Linked DNA regions of Mus musculus: region 2 is linked to region 1. The links are chromatin loops, found by intact Hi-C in ENCODE. Cell type or tissue: left cerebral cortex. All regions are shown on one strand. Each heading gives the region's core, and the rest is flanking DNA. Links, peaks and the distances in the headings are about the cores only.

Evidence for each region. Peaks named below come from ENCODE experiments on the same cell type or tissue, not always from the same donor. Only the 100,000 strongest peaks of a DNase experiment are listed, where the experiment ranks them.
Region 2: a loop joins it to region 1, with 5 times the contacts of the local background. A loop is called at or near these places in 5 of 42 quality-filtered maps.

The regions. Positions count from the first base shown.
Region 1 is chr5:3,640,164-3,656,413 of GRCm38, reverse strand. Gatad1 (GATA zinc finger domain containing 1) reads left to right here and starts at 8,478. Exons shown (of 5, transcript NM_026033.2): 1 at 8,478-9,034; 2 at 9,505-9,630; 3 at 11,474-11,533; 4 at 12,673-12,856; 5 at 14,834-16,250. The coding sequence starts at 8,795. The coding sequence ends at 15,024. It overlaps LOC108169020 (a long non-coding RNA gene), which reads left to right. Exons shown (of 3, transcript XR_001784765.2): 2 at 1,963-2,040; 3 at 2,147-3,530. In left cerebral cortex, for the core only: CTCF peaks have their summits at 8,389 and 9,352; DNase peaks (open chromatin) are centred at 8,363, 9,297, 11,618 and 11,785; H3K4me3 peaks cover 1,635 bases; H3K27ac peaks cover 914 bases.
Region 2 is chr5:3,885,028-3,901,277 of GRCm38, reverse strand. It overlaps Mterf1a (mitochondrial transcription termination factor 1a), which reads left to right and starts at 7,345. Exons shown (of 2, transcript NM_001013023.2): 1 at 7,345-7,403; 2 at 9,381-10,697. The coding sequence starts at 9,412. The coding sequence ends at 10,551. In left cerebral cortex, for the core only: a CTCF peak has its summit at 7,129; a DNase peak (open chromatin) is centred at 7,162; H3K4me3 peaks cover 753 bases.

The sequences.
Region 1 (16,250 bases), core at 5,382-13,381:
ATCTCGGGTATTCTAAGTTTCTGGGCTAATATCAGCTTATCAGCGAGTGCATATCATGTGTGTTCTTTTATGATTGGGTTACCTCACTCAGGATGATATCTTCCAGATCCATCCATTTACCTAAGAATTTCATGAATTCATTGTTTTTAATAGTTGAGTAGTACTCCATTGTGTAAATGTACCACATTTTCTGTATTCATTCCTCTGTTGAGGGACATTTGGGTTCTTTCCAGCTTCTGGCTATTATAAATAAGGCTGCTATGAACATAGTGGAGCATGTGTCCTTATTACAAGTTGGAACTTCTTCTGGGTATATGCTCAGGAGAGGTATTGCTGGATCTTCCGGTAGTAGTATGTCCAATTTTCTGAGGAACTGCCAGACTGATTTCGAGTGTATCAGCTTGCAATCCTACCAACAATCTAGGAGTGTTCCTCTTTCTCCACATTCTAGCCAGCATCTGCTGTCACCTGAATTTTTAATCTTAGCCATTCTGATTGGTGTGAGGCGAAATTTCAGGGTTGTTTTGATTTGCATTTCCCTGATGATTAAGGTTGTTGAACATTTTTCAGGTGCTTCTCAGCCATTCAGTATTCCTCAGTTGAGAATTGTTTAGCGCTGTACCCCATTTTTAATAGGGTTATTTGATTTTCTAGAGTCCATCTTCTTGAGTTCTTCATATATATTAGATATTAGTCCCCTATCTGATTTAGAATTGGTAAAGATCCTTTCCCAATCTGTTGGTGGCCTTTTTGTCTTATTGACAGTGCCTTTTGCCTTACAGAAGCTTTGCAATTTTATGAGGTCCCATTTGTTGATGGAGAGAGGGGTTCTAAGCCAAGCCCAGTCAACCTTCATGCTAGCAGGTGCGCTCTCTGTTGGGTCTCAAGAAGACCTACACTCAGGTCTTCAAACCAACTCCATGTCACGGAGCAAGATGCTCTGCCTATGAGGAAGGGGTCCTTCCAATCATGCCATCGCTTTCTTCTCAGCAAGAAGAAGGATGGTCATCAAACTCCACCGGAGGACACCAACCAGATGTCCTGTGCCATTATTTCAGATGAGTAAGACTCATTTCTCATAAAGTATAAACCAGTCTTTCTGATCGACCATGATGACTTTGGTGTCTCCAAATGGTAGGAGGTTGCATTGGGTCCTAAGCATTAAGTCAATTACGTAGAGTGGACTGTCATACTTGAGATTCACCACCAGTTGGAAGTCATGAAACACCTAAGGCAGACTGATTGGTAAGGGAAGACCCATGAGCCGGTAGTGAGCGGGTACCTTGAACCCTTCTTCTTCTCTGGGATCTCTGGGCTGCAGGGGTGGGGGTGGGGGACTTGTCCTCTATGGAGCTTTTCAATAGCCCAGTCATTAAACTCAGTGTTGGTTTACTGTGTACAGAGGGTGAGGAAGCAAAAGAGATGTGAAAACGACAGAGTCCTTCCCTGTGTAGTTGGAAGAGACATGCGCAATGTGTGCTTGTAAGAGAAAGAGAAGCAGGGGCTTCAGAAGGGAATTGCTGTTTAGAATTATGGAGTCAGAGATGAAGTGTTGGCTGGTTCTTAGAATAATAATTGTGTTGAATATGAAGGTTGGGAGGAAGCACAATGCAGGCAAAGAGAACAGTACCCCAAGCAAAGAATGAGACCGGGAAGCAAGAATATCTTACACAGAACGTGGTTCCATGGTGCTCGAGTTACAGCATAGAACATCCAGAAGGCTTGCCTACAGTGGAAGACATATGCTGGCCACTCCCCCAAACCCCCCTGGCCAAAAAGAAGAGTCAGTCCCAACATCACCCTCTGCTCTCTTCCTTTAACCTCAGAATCTCACAGGCCCCTGACACTATCTCTGTCCAGTCCTCGGTGTCTCTATTTCGTTGGTGTAAACAATCAACCTAAGTTAGTTATATGTTTTCCTTCCAAAACACAGTTAATAAGATTTCTTTGTTTACACATCAGGATTGTAACTAATGAATTAACTACAATTTGGTCAAAAGAAATCCTCTCTCTTCTCATCAGCCTCATATCCTACACTGTGTAAGTATTTTTTCAGATGTAGCAGTCGTTTGCATTCTTTATGAACTAACTCATTTAAAACATCTACTCTATGATTTATAGCCTCTGTCACCTTTCCATTTGACAGGTGACTAAACCAAGTAGGACTCACTGCAGATACCACCCGTTTAACAGGTAGGGCACAGATACACATGATCTTCGAATCCTCTGCTGGCCTCTAATCATCAGGCAGCAGAATGTGACCATCCCTTTCGATGCTAGCCTGGGATGTATTTTATACATCTGCTCTCCCCCTTTTTGCCAAGAGTTTTAATTAGTGAACTATGGCAGACATTAAATCATGCTAACTGTAAGTCTTACATACTGACACTAAGAACAACCAAGGGAGTTTCCCGTTAGTGTAAGATTTTAAGGCCTCCAGAGGCCTTTACTTCTGCTTTCACAACTTATGTACACGCAGGACCATCCTAATTCTCTCATCTATCTCATATGTACTAACTTTTCTGTGTGATCCAGTTCAACCCTTCCCTTGGCTCCAGACTGAGCATCTCTCATTGTGTGCTATTGTTTGAATATATTTCCCTAATTCTTATGCTTAAACTTAATTGCTGGTATAGTAGAAAGTATTCTGCAAGGGCAGGATGCGATCAATAATCCTATATAGTTGTGATGCCTAAGAACCAGAACAATGACCAGCATGCTAAGGTGCAAGAGCAGCCCTCACATTTGGGTAGTGTGATTGGACTTAAGACACTCCACAGGAGGGAAATTAGGCTTAGTATTAGAAACCTAGTCAACCACCCAGGTGGGGTGAGGTCTTAAAAGAGATCCTACTACTGCCTATTTTCTAGTCCAGCAAGACTCCTAACTAAATTCTAAAACATCCTTACACACACAAGTGTAGCCATCTTCTCCCATTCAAGAAAGCTCCCCTGTTATTAGACGCGTTCTCACGCCCGGCCAGGAAAGACGCAACAGACCAGAATCTTCTGCGGCAAAACTTTATTGCTTACATCTTCAGGAGCAAGAGTGTAAGAAGCAAGAGAGCGAGAAAACGAAACCCCGTCCCTATTAAGGAGAATTATCCTTCGCCTAGGACGTGTCACTCCCTGATTGGCTGCAGCCCATCGGCCGAGTTGACGTCACGGGGAAGGCAGAGCACATGGAGTGGAGAACCACCCTCGGCACATGCGCAGATTATTTGTTTACCACTTAGAACACAGCTGTCAGCGCCATCTTGTAACGGCGAATGTGGGCGCGGCTCCCAACACTCCCCTTCACAGAAAATGGAGAGTATTACAGGAAACCACGGCTAGACATATTGCAGAAATCCACGACTGTAGGGGGGGTCAGTCCCCACAGGATGCATCTAAAACACAAAACTGCACAAAAGGCTCAGGAAAAATCATGGGAGAGGAGGCAGAAAAATTGTAGGAACCAGAAGGGCGGAAAGTTTAATGTATAAATGTGACTGTGTTTCCTAGAAATGTCTATATAAACTAAGCCTAAACAATGACAATATCAATAGCCATGCTAATATGGAAAGGGGGCGGGAATCTCATGGGTCCAACTCCTAGACAAATATCTACAGGTCATTAATGATATTGAGAGAGAGAGAAAGAATTACCCTTTCCAGGGATGAGCCCCCAAATTGTATATTAAATACAAACTAGTCAGTCCTGAAATCATATAAACAACAGAAACAGACTCAGTAAGTTGAATTTATATGTTTGTGAATATATGTATGCACAATGGTGTTGATATATATATATATATATATATACACACACACACACACACACACACATATATATACAATAATAATAAAAAAGAGGCCATTAATCTGAGAGGGAGGAAGGAGGTATATGGGAGGTGTTGGAAGGAAGAAGCGTAAGGGAGATGTGAAGTAATTATATTCGAATTAAAATATATTTAAAGAAAAAAAGTAAGACTTAGAAAGGAGGGTAAAATCCTAGTGAATGGGATTCAGCAATCAGAACTGTGGGGAAAATGTCTGTTTCTTATAAATACCCCATCTCTGGTAATTTGTTACAGCAGCACAAATTAAGACATGTGTCTGAGATATCTCCTCCTGATTCCTTGTGGAGCCATGCCTGCCCCACCCCACCCCCTTCCCCCAGCCTCATTGTCTTCCTGAAGCATCCCTCAGGGGAGGAGGGGACTAGATAAGAGTCTTCACAAGCTGTCCTCCCTCACCTCTTGATTTGATCCCTGACATCTTTGCCTAGTAATTCCTATCTGTCCTAGAGGCAAATGTTGCTATACTCTTAGGCAGTGATTCTCAACCTTGCTAATGCTGAGACCCTTTAATGCAGTTCCTCATGTCATGGTGACCCCCAAACATAAAATTATTTTTGTTGGTACTCCATTGCTGTAACTTTGCTACTGTTATGAATTATCATGTAAATAGCTGTGTTTTCTGGAAGTCTTAGATGACCCCTGTGAAAGGGTCACTCAACCTCCGAAGGGGCGGATACCTACAGGTTGAGAACCACTGCTCTCAGGTCTCTGCAAGAGAGGTGCTGCTGCATGGGGAAGCTCGTGGTTGAGTTAGAGCCCCTGTGTGCCAAGCACAGCAATGATCGAGCAAGTATTGAGCTGGATAACAGCATCCTCACTGTAGAGGAACTGGGCTCAGAAAGGAGGTACAACTGCCAACTCCTGAATGAAGTGTTGTCCACAATGCACCTTGCGCCCTAATGGCAGAGGGTTTGAGGGTGAAAAATGTGTTTTCCATGTGATACTTTCACCTTTCTTTCTTTGATGTACATGTGCTCATGTGAAGGTATGTGTGTGCATGTTTCTATGTGTGTGATGCACATTTGTGTTGTGGGTACACATGCACAAGCATGCATGTGTGTGCCTATGTTCATCATCGTACACTCACCTACATACATTCACATTTGGAAATGAGAAGCCAACCTGTTTTAATTCCTCGGGAGCTGGCCCCTTATTTTGTAAGGCAGGGTCTTTCTCCGGAATCTGGTTTAGGCTGATGGGCTAGGCTGGATGGTCAGTGAGCCCCGGTGATCCACCCATCACCACCACCCTCTGCATTGTTATTACAAACCTGCACCAATATGCCCAACTTACTGTGGATCCGAGGGTGTCTTAGTCAGGGTTTAGTGCCTTCCAGTTCTATCTTCTCAGCCCCACTCCCCTAGACTGCCAGAGACCCACGCCTGCTCTCCACCTCCAGCTTCCCCAGGACATTTTCACAATCCTCTGCCTTGATCGGAGGGTCTGTGCTTGTCCCATTGTAACTCGTTATTCCAGGTTCAATTGGTATCAAGGGGAGGTCTGCTCTTTTGCTTAGGGAACCGGAAGAGCAATGGATCTGGGGCAGAGGTTGGGGACAGGGAACTGGAAGGAGTGAAGGAGGGAGGCTGAGGATCAGATGTACTGTATGAGAGAAGAATAAATTAAAAGGAAAAAGAAAGAGACATACTGTCTATGAAGTCAGGTGTGAGTAACGGGATATAAACCATAGAAATAAAAACCCAACCTCCAGCTGAGACACTGGGCAATCTACTGGCAGGTCACAGAGTCTGGGCCCTCTACAGAGCTTCATTCTGTTGGGTTTTTTTGTTTGGTTGGTTATTTTGTTTGTTTTTTCGAGACAGTGTTTCACTGTGTAGCCCTGGCCATCCTAGAACTCACTCTGTAGGCCAGGCTGGCCTTGAACTCAGAAATCCACCTGCCTCTGCCTCCCAAGTGCTGGGATTAAAGGCGTGCGCCACCACTACCCAGGGACATCGTTCTTTTATCTGCTGTTAGAACCACTGTGCACATTTATTCCAGGGACTGTGTACTGGCTAGTTTTGTGTCAACTTGACACAGCTGGAGTTATTACAGAGAAAGGAACTTCAGTTGAGGAAATGCCTCCATGAGATCCAACTGTAAGGCATTTCCTCAATTAGTGATCAAGGGGGAGGGCCCCTTGTGGGTGGGACCATTTCTGGGCTGGTAGTCTTGGGTTTTATAAGAGAGCAGGCTGAGCAAGCCAGGAGAAGCAAGGCAATAAAGAACATCCCTCCATGGCTTCTGCATCAGCTCCTGCTTTCTGACCTGCTTGAGTTCCAGTCCTGACTTCCTTTGGTGATGAACAGCAGTATGGAAGTGTAAGCCGAATAAACCCTTTCCTCCCCAACTTGCTTCTTGGTCATGATGTTTGTGCAGGAATAGAAACCCTGACTAAGACAGACTGGCTCTCCCTCTCCCCCTCTCTCTCTTCCCTCTCCCCCCTCTCTCTTATAGTCGATAAAACAACTTATCCCCCTCCCCCTTCCCTTCTCCCTCTTGCTCCAGCCAGGTCTAGGAGCAAGGAGCAAGGCCCATGTTTTTTTTTTTTTTTTTTACTGGTTTCTCATTACAGATGGTTGTGAGCCACCATGTGGTTGCTGGGATTTGAACTCATGACCTCCAGAAAAGCAGTCAGTGCTCTTAACCACTGAGCCATCTCACCAGACCCTCCAAGGACTTTCTAAAATTCTGTACTGGATGCTCAGCATCAACCCTGTGTCTCCAAATCATGTAGATATCCACATCTTATCACTTGTTTCTGAGAAAACACAAGCCATAACTTCACTTTTTAAATGACACAGTTGTGTTAGATGAGGTGGCTCCCACCTGCAGTCTCCACAATTAGGAGGCTGAGGATGGAATCGCTGCTGGCTTGCAGTCTGGACTACATAGTGTGTGTCAGAGCAGCATGGGATGGAGTAAGATCCTGTTTCAAAGAAGTTAAAACGTGGCCAGGGAGATAGTTGAGTCTGTAATGTGCTTGGGGGTCTGAGTTCCCAGCATCTATGTAAAAGGTCACACATGGACGTTAGGACCTGGGGAACTTGGACGGGGGGTTTCTGGGGCTTGCTGGTTAAACCAGTCTAGGTTAATTGGTAAGCTGCAAGTTCAGGAAAAAAACTGTTTAAAAAAAAAAAAGGTAGAAAGTGATTGAGGGAGACCCCTAATGTCCAACCTCTAGCCTCCACACATGTGCTTATCTGCACACACACGCGCATGTGTCCTTAGACACATATACAGGCACATATGATCATGTATACACATGCCACATATAGATAAAACTCCACTGAGCATACAGTTGTTCAATTAAAGAAATATTTATTTACCTGTAACCAGTACTTAGGAATTCCTTCATTCCTTGGGCTAGTTTCCCTGGGAGCTTTAGACTTCAACGAACATAGCCAATGTTCAGGCTTAATTCTCTCAAATAATACACATCTCCTTTCCAGGTGAAAGTGTATTGTATCTGCTTTGCTAATGGTCCTCCCAGAGAACTACTAGTTTTGCAGTGATTTAAATCCAGGTTGAAATGTGTCCAGTTCCTCGAACCAAAGTTCACAGAAAACGATAAATTCTTCCAGCAATCACCCCTAGTTAAAGCAGTGTTCAATGCAGTCTCCAGGAATCTTCTTTGGGAGCCTTTATGCTAATATACTTTATTTTAAACGTTAGGAAGGTATAATGTATTGCTTGTTCTTTATGCAAATAAGTGATGTGAAGCCATATAAGATACAAATATCCCAGCTCTGAACCCAACTGTGTAATACAAAACTGTAACGTTTTAATTATAGTATAACTCATGAGAAATAATTGATAGGAATTCTTCTGCACATTGCTCATTTCTAACCCAACTAACTCATAAACCCCTCACGTTCAGTATTCAGTGCACAGCACTGTTACATTGACCCAGGTAAAATAAATCATTGACTAATAAATTAATCTCATCCAGTCCACACTGGTGTTTCTGCTGTTTTCTGTCTGAATGTTCTTATTATATGAATTTCTTAGACCCTCAATTCTTTTTTTGGGGGGGAGGGGGCTCGAGAGCACTTTATTCTAATGTTAAGTAGTATGCCAAGCAAGAATGTTAAATTAAGTTTCACAGTGTAGGTGCTAATACTGGATCTAGTCTTAGCTGTCTTTCCAGCCCTAACACACCTAGCTTTTTACGTGAGTACTGGGGGTCAAACTCAGGCCATAAGCTTGTGCCAGAAGAACTTTACCATCAGGTCACCTCCCTAGCCTCCAAAGTCAAATTAATTAATTAAGACTTTTAAAAGGGTCTTGATCAATAAGGCTACATTTATCAAATGAAAACACAGGATAAGTATGAGTATCATATAACTACTATTACATGGGCCACTCTCACTAGTCATTTGAAATTCACTTTTAACGGGAAATTTTACATCCATTCCCCCCCCCCAGCCCCCCCCCCCCCCAGCCAGTTGTAAACTCAGAAGAGTGACAGGCAATGGTAAGTCTGGCAGGGCCACTTCCGGCCAGTAGGCGGGGTTTCCGGAGCCCCAAAGCCTAGGTCAGGCACACTGGTTCACTCGGCCCCGCCCCGCCCCGCCCCGGGAGCTCCGCCCATCGCCGGAAGCCCCGGTGGGCGGAGGCAGGGTCGTGGTCGCCCTGGGGACCCCGGCGGCGGCGGCGGCCGCCCCGGATAGCGTCCCCTAGGGCGGAGCTGGCTTTCCCGGGAGGCCGCGCCGAGTATCGGGCCTGCGTGCCCCGCGGGCGGCCCAGCTCCAGGGCTGGGTCCCGGGCTGCGGGAGCCCGCTTCCCGCCTCCAGGGGTCAGCGGTGGCCGCTGGGTCCCGGCGCGGGCGGCCCAGCACCTCCGACCTTGCTCTTCCAGTCGCCGAGGTGGCCGGCCGACCCCTGGGCGGCCCGTGCAGACGGCCGCCATTCCCGTGTCGCTGCGCCCGCGGGGGCCGCCCGAGCCGGCCAGCATGCCGCTGGGCCTGAAGCCCACCTGCAGCATGTGCAAGACTACGTCGTCCTCCATGTGGAAGAAGAGTCCACAGGGCGAGATCCTCTGCCATCACTGCACGGGCCGGGGCGGCGGCGGCGCGGGAGTGGCGGGCGGGACCGGGGGCGGTGGCGGCGGCGGCGGTGGCTTCGGCACCACCACCTTCGCCACCACCTCGGCCGGTCCTTCGCAGAGCAACGGGGGCGGCGGCGGCAAGCAGGTGAGCCCTCGGCCTCTCCCTCCTCGGGAGAAGGGCTTCCTGCCGTAGACCGGGCGGTGCGGGACGCACCGGGGCAGCCGGACGAGGCCATTTGCTTGTAGGTCGAGGACCTCTTGCCCATCAAGTCCTTGTCACGTTAATAAATTAGTAGGTCGCTAAAAATGTCAGCATTAGAATTCTGTTCTGAGATATGCAGGAAACTTGGGGGGGGGCGTAAAATAGATCAGTTCAGCAAACGAATAATAAATAGTTCCTGCCTTGTCCTCCCCCCACTTCTGTCCTCTTCCCGCTTGAAAGCAGCGCCATCTCTTGGGAGGCCCTACAGAGTTTAACATCTCAGCCCTCGGTCTTTTAAGTTTTTTGTTTTTAATTTCTTTTAACAAAGTGTATTATCCTCTGATCTTTGTGAGGTTATTGTATTGGCTTTTCTTCTGCAGTTTTAATTTCCTTTTCTCTAAATTGTGTAACAGAGTAAGCAAGAAATTCACAGAAGGTCGGCCCGGCTCAGAAATACCAAATACAAATCGGCTCCAGCTGCTGAAAAGAAAGTTTCCACGAAAGGAAAAGGGAGAAGACATATTTTTAAGTTAAAAAATGTAAGATGGTTGTGGACATTGTGCTTCCTAATGGGACACTGTGGGTGTGGTGGGCCTTCCCACGGCTGGTGTACCTCTCAGGTGCACTTAGGCCGTATTCTGGAGGGAAGGCAAGGTTTCCCAAAAGACAGCTCTCCTGGAAGAAATTGGCAGTTTTTGACATTAGAAAAGCAGTTTCTCAGTTTTTTTTTCTTCAGCTTTTATTTTTCTCATCTGAAAGATATAAAATATGAATCTAGAGGAATGTTCTATAATTTAGCACAGTGTATCTGTATGCAAAGAGAAATTATGGTTTTTTTTTTATAAATTGGTTAAATTTGTTCATTGACAATTTAATGAAGTTATGACTCTTGATACATAGTTAATTAAGAAAAATTTGTTGCTGGGCAGTGATGGTGTTAACCTTTAATTCCTGTACTCAGAAGGCAGGTACAGGCAGATCTCTTGAGTTTGAAGCCAGCCTGATCTACAAAATGAGTTTTAGAACAGCCATGGCTACACAGAGAAACCCTGTCTTGAAAAACAGAAGGAAAGGAAAAAAAAAAAAAAAAAGAACAAAACTTTTTTATGTCTTTTAAAGAACGAGGCAAATAACATAATTCATCAGTACCTTGTTTGTTATGATAGACCCAGAAAAAAATATCTATTGGTTCATGATGAGTTTGGTGATTATGAATGCAAAACTTTTTCTAAAGCTGATGTATGAAGATTGTTTAATGCCTGCTGTGGTAAGGGTTTTTTGTTTTGTTTTGTTTTATTTGTACATTTGGGACAGTGAAGGATATTGTAGATGTTTTTGTTTATCTCAGCTTGGTTGTTACTTTTGGAACAAAAATACCTCACTTGCCAGTAAACACCTTTCTAAAGTAGGCATACTCATTTGTAAAACGGGCCCAGGAGAAGTGTCATAAAGATAGTAGACTCTTGTTTAAAGATTTATTTGTATTTCTTGTGTCTGAGTGTTTTGCTGCATGTGTGCACCAGGTACCCTCAGAGGCTAGCAGAGGCACTGGCTCCCTAGGTATTGGAGTTACAGACAATTAGAAGCTGCCAGTGAATGCTGCGGGCTGAACCTGGGTCCTCCGAAAGAGCAAGTGCTCTCAAATGCAGAGCCTTCTCCCAGGCCTAATTGTTCCCTCTTAATTTCTTTTTACATGTGTTTTTAATTGTGTACATAAGAGTGCTGGTGCATATGCCGGGTACATTATGTGGAGGTCAGATCAGAGGACAGATTTCAGGAGCCTTGGTTCCCAGTGTCAACTCAGGCTGTTAGGCTTGCGTGGCGAGTTCAGACTGTGTTCTATTCAGTTACTTCATTATCAATTTCTCTGCATATCCATTCTTGGGAGAATGGCACAAAGTCAGGAAAGGCCATTTTTACGTTGTGATAAGCTTTGTGTTGCAGCTCTAAAAAGGGATTTTAATGGTGGTACAATGTGGCAAATTACTAAGAACCCTAAAGAGTTCAGGCTTGCAACAAAATTATATTTATCTGTATATTTTTTATAATTTCCATCTGGCCATGCTCAGTCTTTTAGAGCCACTGTATTTCTATACTTGGACTATTAATGTCTACTGGAGTGCTAGAGAGCTTTGTGTTGTGTTAGCTCCTAGCAGCATAATCAGAAACTTCACCTTTTGTTTTTCTGCGCTTTTAAGTTACTGGTAGCAAAAATTGTGGAAATATTCACCTGCTTCACATTCTGTGTGTGTGTGTGTTGTGTAGTTTCTGTCACCAAATAGTATTTTGTTCTTTTCAAATTAGATAGTTCTCATGTAGATGGTAAAATGGCCATACATACTATATAGGTACTCAAATGTTTTTGCGTCTGTTTTTTTGTAGCCTATCAAAGCGCCTGAATCTGTTTCTACCATAGTCACTGCAGAGTCAATCTTCTACAAGGTAAGCCTCTGGAGTCACTTCGAAAGGGCAGCTGGGCCTTGAACTCAGAGATCTGGGATTAAAGGCATGCACCACCACTGCCGATTTATGGAAGTTTTACATGTCATAAAGATGAACTATTACGAATATTCAAAAGTGAGATTTTTCCATCTCGGGATCCAGGGAGGAGGACCTGGGATGGATATCAGAAGCATAGGGAGAAACAGTACTGGAATCAGACAGCTTAGTTAATTTGATATAAATAGAACAAGAATGAGTATGTCATTCTGTTGTTGAGAAGATGTAAAGCAGAAGACCGGGGAGGAGACGGTTGTCAAGGAGTCTGGGAAATGTGGTAACATCCTGAATGCTGCCTATAATAGAAAAAGGTTTCAATGTTTCTTTTGAACTTACCATATCTATTCTCTTTGAATAAACAACTGGAAAAGGGCAGTGTTTAGAATCTAGTCTCACCAAGCACATGCTGGTTTTTTTATTTTTATTTCTAAGGTGGTATATAGTGAGACCACTGAGGCAGTTACTGTAGGTGTGTAGTTTAGAGTTGCTTCCTTGTGTGGACCTGAGCAACACGTCATTTAACTTTCTCCAGCTTAATGGCTGTTAACACAAAGTAGGGACAGTGTAGAGGGTTTTTAGGCCAGTGGACCTACTGGGTGATCTGATCACCGTGGATCCATGGTGTACATGCCCCAAGCCCCCAGATTATAGAGCACCAAGATTACTCAGTTAATTGATGATGCTTGAGTCATCATGATGTGGCGTGTAGGTTCAGCAGTCACCGTGAGTGTTTGACTCTGACAGTGGGAGACGCGGATAGGAGAGGATGCTGTATATGTGCCAGGTAAAGGAACTAAGGAAAATCCCGTCTACTTCCCATGATCTTATTGTGAATTCAAAACTATTCTTAAAAATGAAGTCTTTTCTTTTAAAGGTAGAGATAGTACTTTCATGATATAAAAAAATCTTTTCTCCAGTTGTAAATTGTCATATATTGGTATTATGTAATTGTTCTTCATTCAGAAGGGAAACAAACAACATTGATATTCAGACTTTTTTTTTTTTTACTATTTTGAAATTTTGCTTGCTGATGAATGTAGGCTGTTACTATTTTAAATACAAGATTGTCCTGTTTCCCCCAGGGAGTATATTACCAAATTGGTGACGTTGTTTCTGTGATTGATGAGCAAGATGGGAAGCCGTACTATGCTCAGATCAGGGGCTTTATTCAGGACCAGTACTGTGAGAAGAGTGCCGCGCTGACATGGCTCATTCCTACCCTCGCCAGTCCCAGAGACCAGTTTGATCCTGCATCATATATAATAGGTGAAGCCCAGCATCTTAGATTTACTTCATTCTTCAGTGCATTATGAATGAATGTGCCAGTCTGTGTGAGCTGTCAAAGAGCAAAGTGTCAGAGACTGGGGGCTTGAGCAATAGACTGTTCTCAAGGTCGGAAGTCAGATCTGGGTGCTGTGACGATGGCCATGTGTGAGGGCTTGCTTCCTGGCTTACAGATGGCTGGGTTTTTGCTGTGTCTCCCATGGTCTTTTTTTCTCTGTGTGCACACTGAAAGAGAGTACTCCATTGTCTCTTATAAGGACACCAGTCTCACCATTTAGGGGTCCACTATGTTTTTCAATTAAAATGCAATTATATTTTCTCCTTTTCTTCCTGTGATCCTCTTTGTGTACCCTACCCCATTCTTTTCCAAATTTATGGTTCCACTTCTTTTATTGTTAATTGTTTTATTATTGTATATATTACTGTATATTCTTAAATATGTAAATACAAGTTACTGCGTCCATTTAATGTTACTTTATGCATACAATTTCAGGGTTGACCACTTGGTAATAGATAACCAGCTTGGGGATAGGGGCCTTCTTAGTTACTGTTCTGTTGCGATCAGAAAACACCATGACCAATTTCCTCTCAGTGTTTCTTAGTTGCCTGTAGTTCTTTATCTGAAATTGAGGGAGCCCACTCTTTTGCTTTTATTTGACCATGATTACCTGCCTAATGGTCCCTTTCCCAGCACATAACATAAAATATAGACCATCCGTATGTGAAGTGAGGCTAGAACAAAGTTCAATCCAGAATAGAAAAAGACATAAATATCATTATGTACAAAAAAAGCAAAAAGCATTGTAGGAAATAGACATTTTATATAGTTGATATTTGAATGCCATTTGTTACTATGGGCTAGAACAGTGTATGCCCACTAACATGATATGGGTAAGAAATGTTTGCGTGTCCCAAGCCTAAACTGTATGACAAGAATCACATAGGAACCTAGGTTATATAGGGGACCTATTCAATTTTCAAAAACAATTTCTAAAAGAACTTTCATAATTATTTCTATAAAAACCTTTCTCAGTATACATCCTTCTACACAGCATACGCGATATCTTAGTCTAAAAAAAATCACTGTTGATGGTTGAAATGGCATACTGTACTCATTTCACTGTTGATGGTTGAAATGGCATACTGTACTCATTTCAAGGCATTCAAAAGACTGAGTACAACTAGTTCTTGACAGACTCGTAAAAATGACTGGCCTAGTGTCATTTTGAAAGTTCAGTTATTTTGTACTGTCATTCTTTCTGAATTGGGCATGCGTTTGTTTTGCATCAAAAAGGAAGTGGCATTTCTTCTTAGTGATAACCCTAAAGATAGCCAATATCCCATGTTATTCTCACTCACTGTCAAGCTTGTTGTATGACCAGATGACTGTCTTGTGTCTACAAGTCTGGAACACCAGAGGCCATGATGCTCTGAATGATTTCTAGGCTCCCCTCTCCCGTTTCATGGTCCTCAGTGTGGATGCTTCCCTGACTAGATGGTGTGCCAGCCGGAGCTCAAGCTCTGGACCAGACTACTGGTTTCATAGCCCCTCCACTTGCCTGCTAATTAAGGAACTTCACCAGGCCTTAATCTGTCTTTCCTCAGCGTGCCTGTATGTGCTATTGGAAGAAATAGAGCCCCATGCGGAAGTTGTGAGGACTCCAAGTGTGGGTGTATGTACAGTTCTTAGAACAGTACAGGCACTTCCTAAACGACACGAATACTCAATATCTTAGGATCCTTTCTTAGTTGAGCACTCTGTGGGAGGATGCTGAATGCCTTAATCAGTTGAAGTAGAGTAAATAATGGAGTGTGATTTCAGAGTAGTGCATGTTCCGAGGTAACAGCAGCTAGGTCATCTAAGAGTGCTGCTGCTGAAGTGTCTAAGATTGCTAACATTTTACAAAGAAGATACCTGTGTTCAAAACTGTACTTAACATTTCCCTGGCTGCCCCTTAGGGCCAGAGGAAGATCTTCCAAGGAAGATGGAGTACCTGGAATTTGTCTGCCACGCGCCTTCTGAGTATTTCAAGTCAAGGTCCTCACCATTTCCCACGGTTCCCACCCGACCGGAGAAGGGCTACATATGGACTCACGTTGGACCTACTCCTGCGATAACTATTAAGGAAACAGTTGCCAACCACTTGTAGTTACAAAACCAAACCTGGGACATACTTACTTCGCAGGTATAAAGCCTCAGTTTTAACCCTAGAACACACACATCCCAAAATAAAGCCAGGTTTCCAGTTTCCTTCTATTTATAATATAACAAGATATGCCACACTCATTTCTCTTTATAAACCTTTTTCTCTAAGTTCTTGAGATAGGGTCTCATGTATAGCCCAGGTTCAGGTTGGCTTGGCCTTGAGATCCCTGCCTCGTCTGCCTTGTGTGACAGGTGTGTTATGTAGGTAGTTAACGCCAGAACTTCTTCATGAAGTTCTTACCTGGAAACAGGACTTGAGAAAAATGTTACCTACTACCCAGTAGTTGTATTACCTGCTTAGTGCCTGTTGCTTAGAAAATCACAGGGTGAAAAAAGAATGAATTGAAGTGAAATAATAAATTTAATATGTATTTTCCCAGGCAAAGTGGCAGATTCCAGGGAAATCATTATAAACATGTAGTGTCTATTTTTCTTTATAATTTATTTCTATGAACTCATAAAATGAATTACATTTTTATTGGTGTAAAACACTAAGTTTTAGATTTCTCTCTTTTATTCTCTCTCTTCTCTCTGCCTCTGTCTCTCTCTACTTTTCTTTTCTGTTTTTTTTTTTTTTTTTTTTTTTAACCTAGAATCTCACTCTGTACTCCTGGCTGTCCTACTCATTCTGTAGACCAGACTGGCATTGAACTCAAGAGATCTGCTTGCTTCTGCTTCCCAAGTACTGGGACTAAAGGTGTGCGCCGCCATGCCAGGCTTAAGTTTTAGATTTCTGATCAAGAACTAAACCAAAATGTGAGCAGTATGTCTTACAAAGCCACAGTCTTCTCTCTCGAAGCAGACCTTGGCTGCTTTAGTCCTGTAGAAAGCAGCTGCTGGGTGATGGGTTAGCTCTGGCTCTTCACACTGATCTCACACCAGAGCGGTCAGCCACTTCTGTAGACCTGCCTTTGCCTGTCAGCATCAGCTGCTTCAGCCAGATCTTTGATCTGCATGCAGCATCCCCTCCTCTTACTGAGGCAGCAGCCTCTGTGAGAGTGGCCTGACGATTGCTAAGGCAGGGACTGAAAGGTCATTAGTTTTGATAGTCAAAAAACTCAAACCCAGACCATGTGCTGGAAATTTGGATGGTGTGCTTTGGTTGTATGATGGGGGAGTGGGCAGGTACCCACTTGCTGCCTCTGTCCTCATCTATCCAGACAGACCGTT
Region 2 (16,250 bases), core at 3,392-11,391, 250 kb before region 1:
GTTAAAGCATTAAACAACACTCCAGAGCTCACCTTATTTTGGCTAATGGGATCTGCCCAATTAGAGATAATCTTTTTCTTTAAAAATATACAGGGTGTAAAAGGTTTATCCACATTATGCACAAAGCATAGTTTATAATTCAAATGAAAACTAGTACTATTATACACCCGTGGCTCTTGAGGAGTTTGTCGTGCACAAGGCGCATCCAAATAACATTCCGTTGCAAAAAATAAAGGCAAGGTAGAAGAATTGGAATGTACCGGGAAAGGTACTGGCCATGATCTTACTATGGCCCACAAAGGTATACTTATCCCGGTCTCAATCATCAGGAGCAGGAGAATCATCTTGGGGTTCATCTTGCTCTTTCATGGTCCCTGTCAGTCGCGTCGGGACCCAAAGTGGATTTTCTTCACCCTGTGGAAAAACACAAATAGCTCCCCGGGATCTGATTAAGATAGGATCCGGGCCATATCATTTATTATCAAGGACATTTTTCCATTTGACCATTTCATTGGGCGATTGAGGCCATTGTCCATGCCTTTCAGTTGGTGATCTTCCAGCATCATCCAATTTTAAAAAATTAAGAGTAAATATTGTAAGGGATAGAGCCATCTTTGGCGTCATAGCCTCTATTCCCCCTTTCTGTTTTTGCAAATATTGTTTCAGAGTGCGATGGGCTCTCTCAATTATGCCTTGGCCCTGTGGATTATAGGGCAATCCAGTAATATGTTTTACTTGCATTTGTTTGCAAAATTGGCTAAATTTAGAAGAAGTATATGCAGGACCATTATCTGTCTTTAACACTAGGGGCTTGCCCCATGCAGCCCAAGCCTCTAAGCAGTGAGATATGACATGAACTGCTTTTTCCCCTGTCAAGGGAGAGGCATGTAGGACACCAGAACTGGTATCGATGGATACATGTACATATTGTAATTTCCCAAAATATGGGATATGCGTGACGTCCATTTGCCAAACATCTAGGGGTCGCAATCCGCGAGGATTAACACCTACGGAAGGTGCATTAACAAATTCTACACATTTACCACACTGTAGGACAATATCTCGGGCTTCTTTTCGTGTGAGCTTAAACTTTTGTAGTAATGTAGAAGCAGGGACATGATAAAGCTGATGAAATTTCTTTGCACTTTCTATAGAACTTTGTAATAGGAAAACCATGTCTCTGGTGGCTGAGTCAGCAATTGCATTTCCCTTAACCATAGGTCCAGGTAATGATGTATGTGCTCTAATATGTTGGATATAAAAGGGATGCTCACGCATCAAAATACAATTTTGTATTTTCACCAAAATTTCAGATACTGGACTAGACTGCTTAAAATTTCCGGCAGTCTCTAATGCTAAAACCGCATTAACTACATAAACAGAATCAGAGATAATATTTATGGGTATAGGAAATCTTTTAAAGACTTCTAAAACCACCAAACATTCTACCAATTGAGGGGCTCCTGGTGTAAATTGCAACCTTACAGCCTTTTCATTGATTACATAACTTCCAACTCCTGTTTTGGATCCATCTGTATAAATATCAATGGCTCCCTTTATAGGGGTATTAGCCGTTATCTTTGGAAATATTACTGGATGTAATAACATAAAATGTAATAACGGATGTTTAGGATAATGATTATCAATTAAACCAGAATAACTGCATCTAAGAATGGCCCATTCATCTATAGTAGCACACAATATTTGCGTTTGTGCGACAGTATAAGGGACAATTATGCTATCAGGCATTTTTCCAAAGTGAGTAATTGAAGTTTTTATCCCTTTGTGGGCCATATTTGCTACCATGGTGGGATAATGATCTATAGTCTTATTAGGGGATATATGTGGATGTATCCATACTAAAGGACCATTTTGCCATAACACAGCAGTTGGCAGATTGATGGTGCGTAATATGCATAGAAACAAAGGTTCTTGCTCATTTATACGAGTTAACTGTGCTGTTTGGATCACTTTTTCCACTTTCCTAAGAACATCAGAAGCCTCAGGTGTTAATTGTCTCAATGAGGTAATATGTGAGTCTCCTTCTAAAATTTGAAATAAAGGTTTTAATTCTGAAGTAGGGATCCTTAAAAAAGGTCTAATCCAATTTATATCTCCTTATAATTTTTGAAAATCATTTAGTGTCTTTAGATGATCTTTTCTAATACTAATCTTTTGTGGGGTGACACATCGTAAAGTAATAGTGGCTCCTAGAAAAATGACTAACATTAGACTGCTGTACCTTTTCTGGTGCAATACTCAAACCATTATTTTTTAAAGTTTCATTAAGCAAGCCATAAGCTTGCTGTATACTTTCCTCTTCAGGTCCACAAATTACAATGTTGTCCATATAGTGACAAAATTTTAAGGAGGGGAAACCATCCCTAACCAGTTGCAAAGCTTTTCCTACATAAAACTGACATATGGTAGGGCTATTTGCCATTCCTTGGGGTAATACCCGCCATTGGTACCTTTTATCAGGTTCCATATGATTAATAAAAGGCAAGGTGAATGCAAATCTAGGTTTATCTTTCTTATTTAATGGAATTGAAAAGAAACAATCCTTAATATCTACTACTATAATTCTCCAATCCTTAGGTAGAGTTGAGAGTAGGGGGAGTCCTTTTTGTACAGGACCCATAACTTGCATTTGTGCATTAATGGCTCTTAGGTCATGTAACAATCTCCATTTACCTGACTTTTCCTTTACAACAAAAATGGGGGTATTCCAGGGTGATTGAGTGGGTTCCACATGCCCCAGGTCTAATTGTTCTTGTACTAATTCTTTAGCTGCTTTTAACTTCTCAGAGGGTAAAGGCCACTGAGGCACCCACACCGCGTCCTCCGTACGCCATGGAATGGGCAAAGGCTCTTCAGTGGCCCCTAGAAAAAACCCAGCCCTTTCTTTTCTGCCTTTACTGTGGCTTTAACTGGTGAAATTCTACCTTGTAAATTTTTTCCAAGACCTAGTCGAGGTATATATCCCATTCCTTTCATCATTTCCTTGATTTTTTGAGAATAGTCACTAGTTAGTATAAAGTTCATAGCTGACAACACATCTCTTCCCCATAAGTTTACAGGTAAAGGGAGTACATAAGGTTGAAAAAGCCCTGTCCTTCCTTCTTTATCTTTCCATTGTAAGGATTTTGCACTTATAGTTGGGGTAGCCTCATATCCTAATCCTTGTAAGCTATGTGACGATTGATTAACAGGCCAAGAAGCAGGCCACCACTTACTAGATATAATGCTTTTATCTGCTCCTGTATCCATTATACCTTGAAAGGGTTTTCCTTCTATTTGTAAAGATATGTACTTTATTTTCAAACATACTCTTTCTACCCTTTGTACACTGCTTTTGCATATTACCTGTTTTCTTATGTTGTTTAGAATAACTCCAACCTTGGGTTTCCAATTTTAAGCTAACTTTCTGTTACAAGCAAAAGGCTGCCTGCCCCTTTAAAAGCTCCATTTGCAATTGGCCCTGAGCAGGGCTTTTTCAGCTGTACTTGTCTCCCAGCCACCGTGCAGCTAACTTGTCAATTTTTGCTGTGCAGACTGTGACTACTTTTTATATTTTTCAACATGAAACACAGAACAACAATCAATCATCCAAGCAAAAACAAACATGAGTTGACAGACATATAGACAATTTGGTGCACCAAAAACAGACAATAGAACACAGATATCCTATCCGAAGCTAAAAATATCTCCATAGGATCCAGAGAGGAAGCAGGACGTCTCCCATTTTCCGTCTGTCCCTAGGAGGGCTCTGAAATAGCTTATTTTCATTTTTTCTCCTTCTTCTAGGAATTCTGCACAGTGGCTGCTTCTAATAGTTACTCCTCTTTCCCTGAGAGCTATCTTTAAGCCTTTGATGAAGGCTGCCTCTTTAGTCAAAGTCCTCGAGAGGAGGGTAAATTGACTTAATTTTTTGTTCTTCATTTTTTATATTACCCTTTATATCTTTATATTATCCTTTGTATCTTTATATTATCCTTTGTATCTTTATATTATCCTTTGTATCTTTATATTTTATATTATCCTTTGTACCTTTATATTTTAGCTTCCTTTCTTTTTCTCTTTTTATATTTCTTAAGTTACTTATTTTTCTGCGCGCATCTTCTTTTTTCTTTCTCTCTGTTTCTGATATGCCTTCCTGGTACTCCTACAAAGTCACTGCCCTTCCTTAACAGCTGGTCCCACACAAACCCAGCAACAATTACCAGACCTACTGCGTAAGAAAGCATATCTCTCAGAGACTTACCTTAATTTCTTTATACTTACCGGTACAACCGTTCCTCAGCTGAAGAGTTCTGAATCCACGCAGTTGAATCCTTCTCAGCAGTTTGTTTTGCAGGAACACTTCATTACCACCGTTCCCCAGCTGAAGAGTTCTGAATCCACGCCAGATCCTTCTCAGCAGTCTGTTTTATGGGAACCTTTATTAACCACTCCTTCCCCACGATGCAGTTCTGAATCCTCCCTGTAGCAGGGGGTCTTCGCTCATGCCTGAAGATGTTTCTTGTCCCAGGTTTTCGGCACCACTTCTTGCGGACTCGACCAGCCAGAACGACACTGCAACAGGATCCTTCTGCACACGTTTATTGGGAGAGCTTGATTGTAGAGGCGAAAAGACCCCGAGCCCAGAACTGGTGCTGCTTATATAGGCCTAGGAGAGGCGTGTCTCACACCCGGATTGGTTATGCACTATGCCTCATTTGCATGTTCCTCATCTGATTGGCTACTCTCTCTCTGTACCTCACAGAGCCTCATTATCATACCTCATTTGCATGTCTCACATCTGATTGGTTATACTCTCAAAGCCTCATTATCATGCCCGGGCCAGGCAGTGTCTTTGCAAAAAACTTTACTGCATATGTATACATTGGTTGTTTGTCCAAACTTATGCGTGGTGGCCAGCAGTAGTCAGTGCCACTCTGCAATGGCACATGTGGCTTCCCACAAAGGCCAAAAAGTGGGAGTGGGTGGGTAGGGGAGTGGGGGTGGGTGGGTATGGGAGGCTTTTGGGATAGCATTGGAAATGTAAATGAGGAAAATACCTAATAAAAATTTTAAAAAAGAAAGCAAGTTGAGCGAGCTATGAGGAACAAGCCAGTAAGCAGCACTCCTCCATGACTCTGCATCAGTTACTGGTTCCAGGTTCCTGTTCTGTCTGAGTTCCTGTCTGAACTTCCTTGGTGATGAACAGTGGTGATGAAGCATAGGCTAAATAAACCCTTTCCTCCCCAGGTTGCTTTGGTTACAGTGTCTCATCACAACAGTAGTAACCCTATGTAAGACAATGACTTCTGTAAAAGTATCTTTATTCACTGATGTAACTGTTCTCTGGAGGCTTACTGCCTCCATCTGCTAAGGGCCTTCTCCTGCAAACTTCTAGCCTCAGAATAGTCTAATCTAGGCTAGGATGTGTTCAGCCTCTGAGACTTATTGATGAATGAGTTCACTCTTTCTAATTCTTTTGGGACTCTGGCTGGCTGACTCAACTTAGCTGTTCTGGCTCAAACTCCCCTTCAAGCTGATTGATTTAATCTGCCTTTTCTCACTTCTGACTGAATGACTCTGCTTGGCCTCAAACTAATTTTAGCAATCTGTTCTAATCTTCTGGCTCCTTCTCATTGTCATTTTACCTATATCTAGTTCTTTTCTCTCTTCAACCTATCTCTATAAAACTCTCCTGGTAAAACTTCCTCCTCCCTCCCTCCATCCTTCCCTCCACATCTCTTCTCTCTCCTGAGAATTGATCATATCCTTATTCTGTCAAATGTTTCTCTGATTCATCATGTTATCTGCCATTCAATAGATATCACATTCAAACATGAGTGCTTCCTTCTACAAACTAACTTTACTTTCATTCTTTGGGATTAATGGTCTATAATAAGGGCATGTTTGTATTCCAGCTAGAGGGATTAACAGTATGTGCTAAGGGCATGCCTGTATTCTGGCTAGAGTAGACATGTTGTTAAATTAAAATCCTTCTACACACCTTGAGTGTAATTACAGGAAGATGTAAGATTTGTATAATTGAAAAAGAGGTAGCAAGAACATTTGTTTATTGAATCCTGGTGCCAATTGATGGTGGTATTTTATGTGTGGGTTCTCTTAGAGGAATGGAGGGCTAATTTCTTCTCACTCTAATTAGGTTTGTTGAGACTTAGACATTAGTGGTAAAGTAAGGGTCTGTGAACTTCTCAAGGAAAATCTAGTGAGGCAGACAGAAAGGGCACAATAATCAATATTACTAATTATATCATTATTATTAGTCTTTGGTTGTAAGAGGCCAGGGGCAATTCTGAAGATAGCATAGACATGGCATTTGAACTACACATTGAGTCTAATTCCCAAGGATTTTAAGTCTAATTTTAGGGAGGGGTTCATCTTGACTTCCCTACTCTCCTCCTTCCAAGTGAAGTCATTTAAAGTCTCAAGCATCATTACATGTCACCATCCTTTCAAAAAACAAATGGTGTTTGCATAGCAACACAACTTTCATACAAAGTTGTCTTGAAAGAAAGAAAGAAAGAAAGACCCTTAAGGAAGATGAGAACCCCAAATCAGCCTCTTGAGAAACATCATCTACCACACTGCTCTTAGTTCTCTTTACCTCTTCTTTGCCCCTCATCTTTCTCTCCCTGCCCTTGGTCTTCCCAACCTCTCCAATATCTCAGCTGCACCTTTTCCTCATTGATATCACTTTCAAGAGGACTAAAGCCATCTCCTGGTGTTCATAAATGAAAATCCATGGGGCAGGCTGAGGAGAGAATATTCAGGCAGAAGCGAGACCATGGGAGTTACGGTCCAGAAGGCAGAGGTTGTCTTGCTTTCCGCAATACTGGTGAAGGTAAGCCACACGTGCACCATAAATAGCTACTGAGTAATCCCAGGCAAGGAATAAGCTGTGATCAGTAGTTTCACTTTCTGGGTAAACTGATTATTAATAATTTAAATTCCCAAATAGAAATCTTTATTCTTACAAACACCAAACCAAACAGAAAAATGCAAAAGAATTTGGGGGAAATAAAAACCAACCAACCTACCAAACAAACAAACAAAAACCCCCAAGGTCTATAAAGCAACCTAAAAGAAAGAGATCAAACTGAACCTGTTCTTTGGTACAGGCAGAATCTCAGCCCCAGCCAGAGGGAAGCCTTGGCGCCGCCCTGTGGTCTCGAACCAGCCCAGAGCCCAGAGTCCCCGCAGCCACAGTCTCAGCCGCCCCCTGCTGGGCTCCCGCGGTCAGGCGGCCGAGGATTTAGGCACAGCGCGCCGGGCTAGTGACGTCACCTCTGCGCCAGGCCGAGGCCGGAAGTCAGCCGTTACTTCCGCACTCCGCTCCCTCCCGGGCGTCCAGAGGCGGAAGTGAAAGGTGTCTACCGGGAGCGTTGGTAGGAGCGCGGATGCAGTGTGCGGGCTGGGGCTGGGGAGCTGCTGGAGCCTTTGCGAGCGGCTTGCGAGTCTCTGCTAGACAGGGCGATGAATGGCTAAAGGCCATTGCAGAACTGCCCGAGGGAAGGCGAGCCTTCGATGTGGGATTACGGCGGTTCTGAGTTTAGACTCATCAAGCCCTCCACACTTCGTACAGCAAAGAGCTCGGCATTGGCTCGGAATTTGTAACTTTAGGGACAGTGCCCACCCTTAGGTTGTTGTATATATAGGGCATTACGAAATAATGTATGTGTAACGTGGGGTTCTGGTATTAAAGTGCGTTTGCGATTCCGCTACCTTCCCCCCATGCGTTGCCGTTTTCTTTTTATTATGACTGAGAAATGTTTAGTTTGCGAGAGGTTGTGCATCTCACAAAAATGATTTGAAGGTGTCTAGCCTGGATCTCTTTATTCTCTACTACATTGGTTGTATTTTTGCCTTTTTCTTTTTCGGATTGGCGGTGTGGTGGTAGAAACATCTGGCCCTTACCTTTTCTGGAAATATCCAAAGTCTCTCATCTTAACGACAAATCCGATGCTGAAGTGTAGTTCTAAAACAAACAAACAAACAAACAAACAAACCAACAAACACTCTCCACTTAAATGCTGCTTCAAAAAATTAGCTGATTGTGGTACCCCAATGCGAATGATTATCAGTTTTCTTTAAAAGCCTGTGAGCTTTCCAACTGTGGGACAGAATAGGACGTATATCTTCCTCCTTGGACCTCACTCATTACAATCATGGAGATTTTTGTGATATTTGCTAAATTTAACATTCCTTTTAGAATGTTGTTTATTTTTAGAGTAAGACTGGAGTCAATTCAATATCTACCTTTGTTTTTTAAATTGCATTATGCTGTATAGTTTCCCGGCTGAACAATCTGTTTTTAAATGAAGAGTGTGTTTATACAAGGCCTTGCAATACAACTAGGATTCAAGAAAATGACCCTTTCTGAAAGAAAAGGCAGTTTAACAATATGTGAGACTTTAAAAAGGTGTGTGTGAGTACAGGCACGTGCACTTGCTGGTGAGTCTGATATAAATGTAGTTAGTACTGGTAGGAGGAAGGGGTGACCAAGAAGGTGATGGGAATATGAGAATAATGAAGACAAACAATAGGACATGCTTCTAATGGAGAATTTAGGTTTATATAAAAGTTATATATGTATATGCATGTGTATGTGACAGGAAAGCAAGGTCAGCTTTGATATGTTTAATGAACCCTTCAGCTAGTGTTCTTGGCAAACTCTTGTCCCAGGTTTAAAACCTAACAACTTTGAACTAGAAAATTAATTCCTCCTTCTTCTTTCTGGGGTTGGGGAATTGAACTCAAGTCCTCATGCGTGCTATGGACGTATGCTGTACCACTGACCTACCTCTGATTTACACCACATTCCCTCAACTATATCATTTTGAAGATGGAAAAGAGTGTAGAATTATTGCATTGTAACCAAGCAAACAATTTGGTAAACTGAGGTAGAGATTGATGTTGATAGGTGTTGTCCAGAGATTTGTGTAAGCATATACATATATATGCTTATATATAATATATAATGTTTATATATAACATATGTTATATAATAGGTAATGTATAAGTTATAGTATGTAATAAACATATAATTTATAACATATAGTTATATATATGTATATATATATATATACATGTGTAATCAATGTGATCCACTTAAAGGATATTATAAATTCAAAAAAGACATTAAAGATGGAAAGTAGACAATCTGAAGTGTGTTTTTTTTTCAGAGCTACATTTAGAGCTTTAGATTAAGGTAGCCAGAAGCAAAGAAATTAGTGTCTGTGGGCAGGAGAGCTGGAGGGCGGGATGCTTTCTCCTGGAAGGCCCCTTGCATTTAAAGGATCTGGATATTGTCATTAGTTAGTCACATAATATTGTATGTTAACATTATATGTTATTTTACACAGCATTTGAAAAACTTTGGGCTACCTGATGATTATGGCATCAAGAAACATCTGGTGTGTGAGAAGAAACTTTCTCTTTGATTTAAGAGACTGGATGCTTCAATATTCAGCAGAAGTTTTCCTCAAGTCGATTTCATTCAGGCCGTTTAGTGCGGAATGCGACAGTAAGGACAAGGAGTCTTTGGAGGAGGAGAGGGAGGACCTGCTGAGCAACTTAGTCACCATGGGCGTTGATATCGACATGGCAAGGAGGCGACAGCCTGGAGTTTTTAACAAGGCTGTTACGAATGAGCAGGAGCTGAAGTTATTCCTTCTGTCCAAGGGAGCTAGTGACAAAGTGATTGGTAGCATCATATCAAGATATCCACGAGCTATAACACGCACTCCTGAAAGTCTTTCAAAACGGTGGGATCTGTGGAGAAAGATTATGGCATCAGACCTTGAAATTGTAAATATTTTGGAGCGTTCTCCTGAATCCTTTTTTCGATCTAATAACAATCTAAACTTAGAGAATAATATAAAGTTCCTTTGCTCTGTTGGATTGACTCATAAATGCCTCTGCAGACTGTTGACCAATGCTCCCAGAACCTTCTCCAACAGTCTGAATTTGAATAAGCAAATGGTTGAATTTTTGCAGGAGACTGGTATGTCCTTAGGTCACAATGATCCCAGAGATTTTGTCAGGAAGATAATTTCTAAAAACCCTTCCATCTTAATTCAGAGCACCAAACGTGTGAAAACTAACATTGAATTTTTACAATCAACTTTCAACTTGAACAAACGGGACCTGCTGCTTCTGATATGTGGCCCAGGAGCTAGAATCTTAGACCTTTCCAATGACTGTACCAAAAAAAATTACACAAACATAAGAGAGAGGCTGCTTTCTCTTGGATGCAGCGAGGAGGAGGTACAGAGGTTTGTCCTAAGCTATCTGAATATGGTCTTCTTGTCAGAGAAAAAGTTTAATGATAAAATAGACTGCCTTATAGAAGAAAAAATCAGTGCTTCACAAATAATTGAAAATCCGAGGATTTTAGACTCCAGCATAAATACTTTAAAAACTCGCATCCGAGAGCTGTCCCATGCTGGGTATGACTTGAGCACATCCAGCATTGCTCTGCTGTCCTGGAGTCAGAGAAGATATGAAGCTAAACTGAAGAGATTATGTGGATAGGACAGTGCAGGAGGAGTCGCAGGCAATCGGACAGGTGTGGCACTGGTTCCAGTTTGGACTTTTAAAACAGGAGAGGTTTGTTTTTGTTTTTTAATTATTTTTTTATTTAAATTTTTTAAATAAAAATTTTAAAATATTTAAGATTACATTTATTTTGTATGTATTTTATGTGTATGTGCATGTGCTTATGTGTGTGCATGCTGAGGCACATGTGGAGGTTGAGGAGAGCTTTTAGGAGTTGGATCTCTTTCTGCTGAGTGGGTTCCAGGACCAACTTAGTCATGAGGCCTGGAAGCAAAGTGTTTTTATCCATTGAGCCTCTTGCTGGCCCAAGAGTTTTGACTTTTCACCGCAGACACATGTATAATGATTCTGTGGGTACTTTGTTTTATAGCACATAAGAACTCCACAGTTAGTGTGCTCACATATAGTCCTAGCTACCCCTTCTTATTTTAAGTTAACATAACAGTCCATTAGATGGTGCAGGCTTTAGCTGCTCTGTAGGAGCAGCAGCAGTTCCTGATTTCTACAGTAGAACAGTGTACGAAGATTTTACAGAATGTGCCTTGTAGTTTCTGTTTGCATTTTAGTAGTAGATTTGGGTGGGAGTGCGGCTTCCTCAGCACGTGGAAGGCCTGGGTCGGATGCCCAGCACAGGAAGGCTGATGGTTATATGTGTTAGTTCTGTCTCTTCTCATTTTCAACCCCAAGATTGTCTCTTATTTCAATATGCTAGTCAATTGTAGTTCAATTTCAGAGTGTAATGCCAGTAAAAATAGTAAAATGTGAGTTTCCATTGTTTTACATTTTACATTTGAATATCTAATATCCTCCCTGACAGAATTAAGCTTGAGTGGATATAAAATTAATGCAAACAAGTCAGTCCTCTATTCAAAGTATAAATGAGCTAAGAAAGAAATTAGGGAAACAAAATTAATTATAAAAATTATGGATCAATTATGTCCTAATCATCCTGTGATTACATGTGTATAGAACTTGATGAGCTGTAGGAGAACTGTAGACAGCAGACTGGCCATACAGCTTTCTAAAGGCAGATACCGGCAAGTCTGGTTGATGATTCAAACAGAAGGAACATTCCATAGATATGAAGAGGTTTTTAGTAGGTTGTTTTACCTATAGGATCTGTTAGCCTCAAGCTGGAGGAAAAGAAATTAATATTCTTATGTACAACTTTATTTTTTTAGTTTAATAGCTGCTTGTTGCTTTTTAACAAAATTATTTCTTTGATTAGTTAATTAACTAATATATATGAGTGCATTATCTTCATATACACTTGCATGCCTCAAGAGGGCATCAGATCACATTATAGATGGTCATGAGCCACTGTGTGGTTACTGAGAATTGAGTTCTGGACCTCTGGAAGAACAGCCAGGGCTCTTAACTGCTGAGCCATCTCTCCCACCCTGAAATACTATGTGCTCATTGGACAGTTCTGAAATGATATAATTTAGAATGTTTTCTTACATTTTTTTACCTCAACTCTTAAAAGACCTGATTGTTATGCCATCTTAATGCCTCAAAATACATACCATTGTCTTCCAGATATGACAATGAAGCAATACCCATAAAACCTCAATAATATGGCTGTCTAAACAAGACCCAAACAATTGCAAAGCTCCTTAATGTGCCAGCATGGATGGGGGAGAGATCATATGGGACCCCACCCCTAGAGGAAGAGCTACAGGGAGTTACTGACTATTGAGAGAGAGATGGTTATTCAGTGCCAAGAGGTCAACTCTAAAAACATACATGCAAGGAACACTACACAGACTCAGTATGCTGTAGTAGTGAATTACTCACATATGTATGTAACAATAATAGTTAAAGAAAAGGAGGCCATGAATTTGAGAGGGAGTGAGCATGGGAGGAGCTAGACAGAGGAGAGAATGGGAGATAATGTCAGGACATTTTGATTAAATAAAAAAAATTAAAAGATATATAGCACTGTCTTTGTACTTACTTAGGTACAATTTCTGGATTGTCCACCCTTGTTTAGCCTGGACATTAAAACTCTATGGCACTTATTGTGTGCCTGTTTACAAAACTCAACATGGACAGTTGTATTTCTGGAATTATTGCAATTAATCCAACCCTGTATTAACCTTTTCCTCCTTTGAAGATGTTCTATTAAAAAAATAACAACAATAAGGATTCCAGTTGTAACATATGAAGTGAGGGGATCAAATTTTGTTGTGAAAATAAATGTTATTTTTAAAGTAGGTCCATTATATGGCAATTTTGATCTCTATATTATTCTGAAGACATAGAAAGTAGCAATCCGTGTGCTTTTGGGCTAAGCCATACCATTTCTGACAGTGACTTTGATGACTTACATATATAGCTATGAGTGATTAGTAAACAACCCTACACAGGAGGATTGGATGTGAGGGAAAATGACCAAGTTGGAGCTGAGAGTGAAGCATCTGCCTTGCAAAGCACCCCATGCTCAAACATGACCTATATAGTCGGAGTTAGCGCAGTTGAATTGAGCCGTGTCTCCATGCTCTGTCTACTCCATGCTCTCATTGAGCTGAACGTTGGTTTACACTCTCCCTGACAAGTGAAGGTTTGTCAGTGGACTGGAATAGACCAGTCACTCACTAGAAGGCTCCATCCCCTCACGCTCTGTGCTCTGTAAGCTGGAATTAGCAGCTCCTCAGGTAAATGTGGCCATGTGCTCCCGGGCTCCTTTATGTTCTTCCTAGAGTCACCCAGCAAGGGATGACTTAGTGATGGCTTGATCACCTAGGACCTTTAAAATCCATCCCTTGACACATACCCCTGCTTGCCTTACCCAGTCTGATACAGATGCCCTCTGAGTTATAGTTGAATTATTCCCCAAACAATGATGTAGTAAGTTGAAAATGCAATTAATCCACCCTAGTGAACCAATGGCTGACTAGGATCTGGGGCTTGCTGCTGTTGCGAGCATCCCGTAGCACAGATTGTCAGCCTAGGAAAAGATCAAGATTCAGACTTCAGGGCCTGGTTGCTGCTGAATGTGTATCAGTTTTGTACCATAAGCTTGAAAATTGCAACTCACACCATTGTACCTTGGGGGTCATTTGTACTTATGGAATCACCATACTCTGAGTTAGCACCATAGCTGAAGTTGTTAGGAGCCTAGAAGAGTTCAGAGGTAGCTTTGATAGCTTTTTATTTGTAAAAGTCACCACATGACTACAGAAATTGAGAAATACAGAAAAATAAACACATGAAAGTATTCATAGTCTCAGTGTCCTGCACAAAACACTTGTTAACATGAAGACATACAGTTCTCTAGCTCTTCTCTGAAATTATGTTACATGGAGAAAACACATACAATTTTCTGGCCAAATTTATTTGAAAATGTGGTGAACACATTTGTTAAGTATCAATTCTGCACCATGGTGTTGAACTGTGTTCTTAGGAATTGTGTTTTAAGAGTTGTTTTATTGCAAGGAACCCACAAATAAAGACCTCACACAGCTAGAGTACTGTAGCCACTGGAAACCAACACTCGCTCATCCCCAACTCTGTGCACTCAGTGACGTTCTCTAGTGTTCTGTGGTCCTTCTGAAGCTGTGGGGCCTTACTTAGGACTTCATACTTTCATTTTCAGTTGCATCTTATGTACTTATCTACCATCAAAAGAAGAAAGTCCACGGTAGTTGAAACTAGAAAAACAGTTAACTTTAAGTCCTCTTGTATGACTTCATCTGCCTTCCATTCTTCCGGATCATCTGACATCTCTTTCCTGTTTCCTCTCTAAATGTTACAATATACGCACACACACATTTGTTTACACATAGATCTGTATACATCCATTTTCCTACAAACTGTGTGATTTCGTTTTCTTTCACGTTGAATAAATTTTGACTTTATGTATGTATCACAAGCTTATCACTATCCATTAATCTGTTGATGAACAACTAGAATTTTATTTGTCCATTCTCTTTAAAACAAGAGGACCCCTTACTCACTGCTGATAGGAATGAAAAGTTAAGAAAGCTATCATGGAAATCAGGTTGGAGATTCCTCAAGAAATTAAAAATAGAACTAACAGGCTTCAGTCACATATATGCCTGGCACATACCCGGAAGACTTCATGCCCTAGCAGAGACACATACACCCCAATGCCATTGCTGCCTTAGTCACTATAGCAAGGAAATGGAACCCAATTGATAAATGTTTTAAATTTAGTTTTAGAAACATGTGATGATCGTTTATCTACACCACACACTACTATCATCTGCTTTTAGGTAAATTGGAAACTTGAGAACACTGAGCCACAGTGGTTGGGGGTTAGACCTGGCCTCCCAGGAAGCCTAGCCTGGGCTCAGGAAGTCAGCACACACAGTGCAGTTATTCTCTAGGCTTGTCTAGGAATCCCATCTTGTTTCTGCTCATCTTGATGGAAGGAGGGAGACTGCTCAGGAGCAAGGAAGGAACCAGTGAGAGTGGGAAAGGAGAGAGGGTAGTGGGGGATGAATATGGTCACGGTGCATTGTGAACCTGTACAAAACTGACAGACGTGAAAAATACACAAGAGAAGGAAAAATCAATACATTATCAATACACTATCAGTGCAGTGGTGCTGGACATTGGTAATCCTCATGCTTATTACAAACACTTTACCCACTGAGCCACTTCCATACATAAAAGTATGTAGGACTTCTAAAATGTGTTTTCTAGGTATCATCTGTCAAGAATGGTGAAAGGGCTGAGATTTGTAGCATAATAAAGTAGCCTGCCAAAGATGTTGGCAGGAAATATGAGGACCCTGGGTCAGAAACTGAGAACTGTTCATTATTCACACTGGTAATTATAGTTGGAGAATTAGGAATTGTATTAGTTCCCTGAATCCAATGTCCTCCAGGGCAATGTGAAGAGGGCCAGGTAACGTTTGTTCATATAGTGTAGTTCATTGCTTGGAGAACCCCTAAGCCTAGGGAAACCTGTACCTTTCGTAATGGCCAGTTAGCTTGCTTGTGCTCTGACACTCCAGAGGGAGATACTACATCTTCTTAGGCTGTTCACTGAGCCCTGGGAACATAAAGGAGCAAATGATATTAATGTTTTATCTTGTAAGGTGTGCACAGATTTAAGGTATCCTATCCATAGGGAATAATTTTGACAATGGTGGTTCCACACTGACTTGGTATGTTTCTCTGTTGGGGACTTTAACTAGTACAAACAGGTCTAAAATCCATTCGTTCCATCTCATACAAATCCATCCATCTCAACAGAAACCAAAGAGGGAGAATGAAGCAGTCTAGTTTTGTTCTCATCCATGGACTGAACTCACCAGACAAGCCCCATACATCATTATTAGCTCTACCTTCAACATCAAATAGCTTTCTTCTTTGATTTCTGTATTGTGGAAGTTCCCATTATCACACAACAGTAATTATTAACTCATAATAAGGTTAACAGTTTATTTCTGTTTAAAATATTTTTCATTGTGTGTATACATTTTCATCCAAGTATGAGAAGATCAAGTTAGCAAGAGCCAGGCTAATTCCATGACAGGCTGCAAAGTGGCAGTCTGAGAGACTAGGCCTAAGACTCTGTTTCCCAGAAATGAGAACCTGGATCCAGGAACCTGTGGTCAGCCAACTATAGCCTTAGCCAGCTAATCTGAAGACAGCTTGTCTTATGGCCTGAAGTAAGAATAGGTATCTAGAATGAATAAGAAA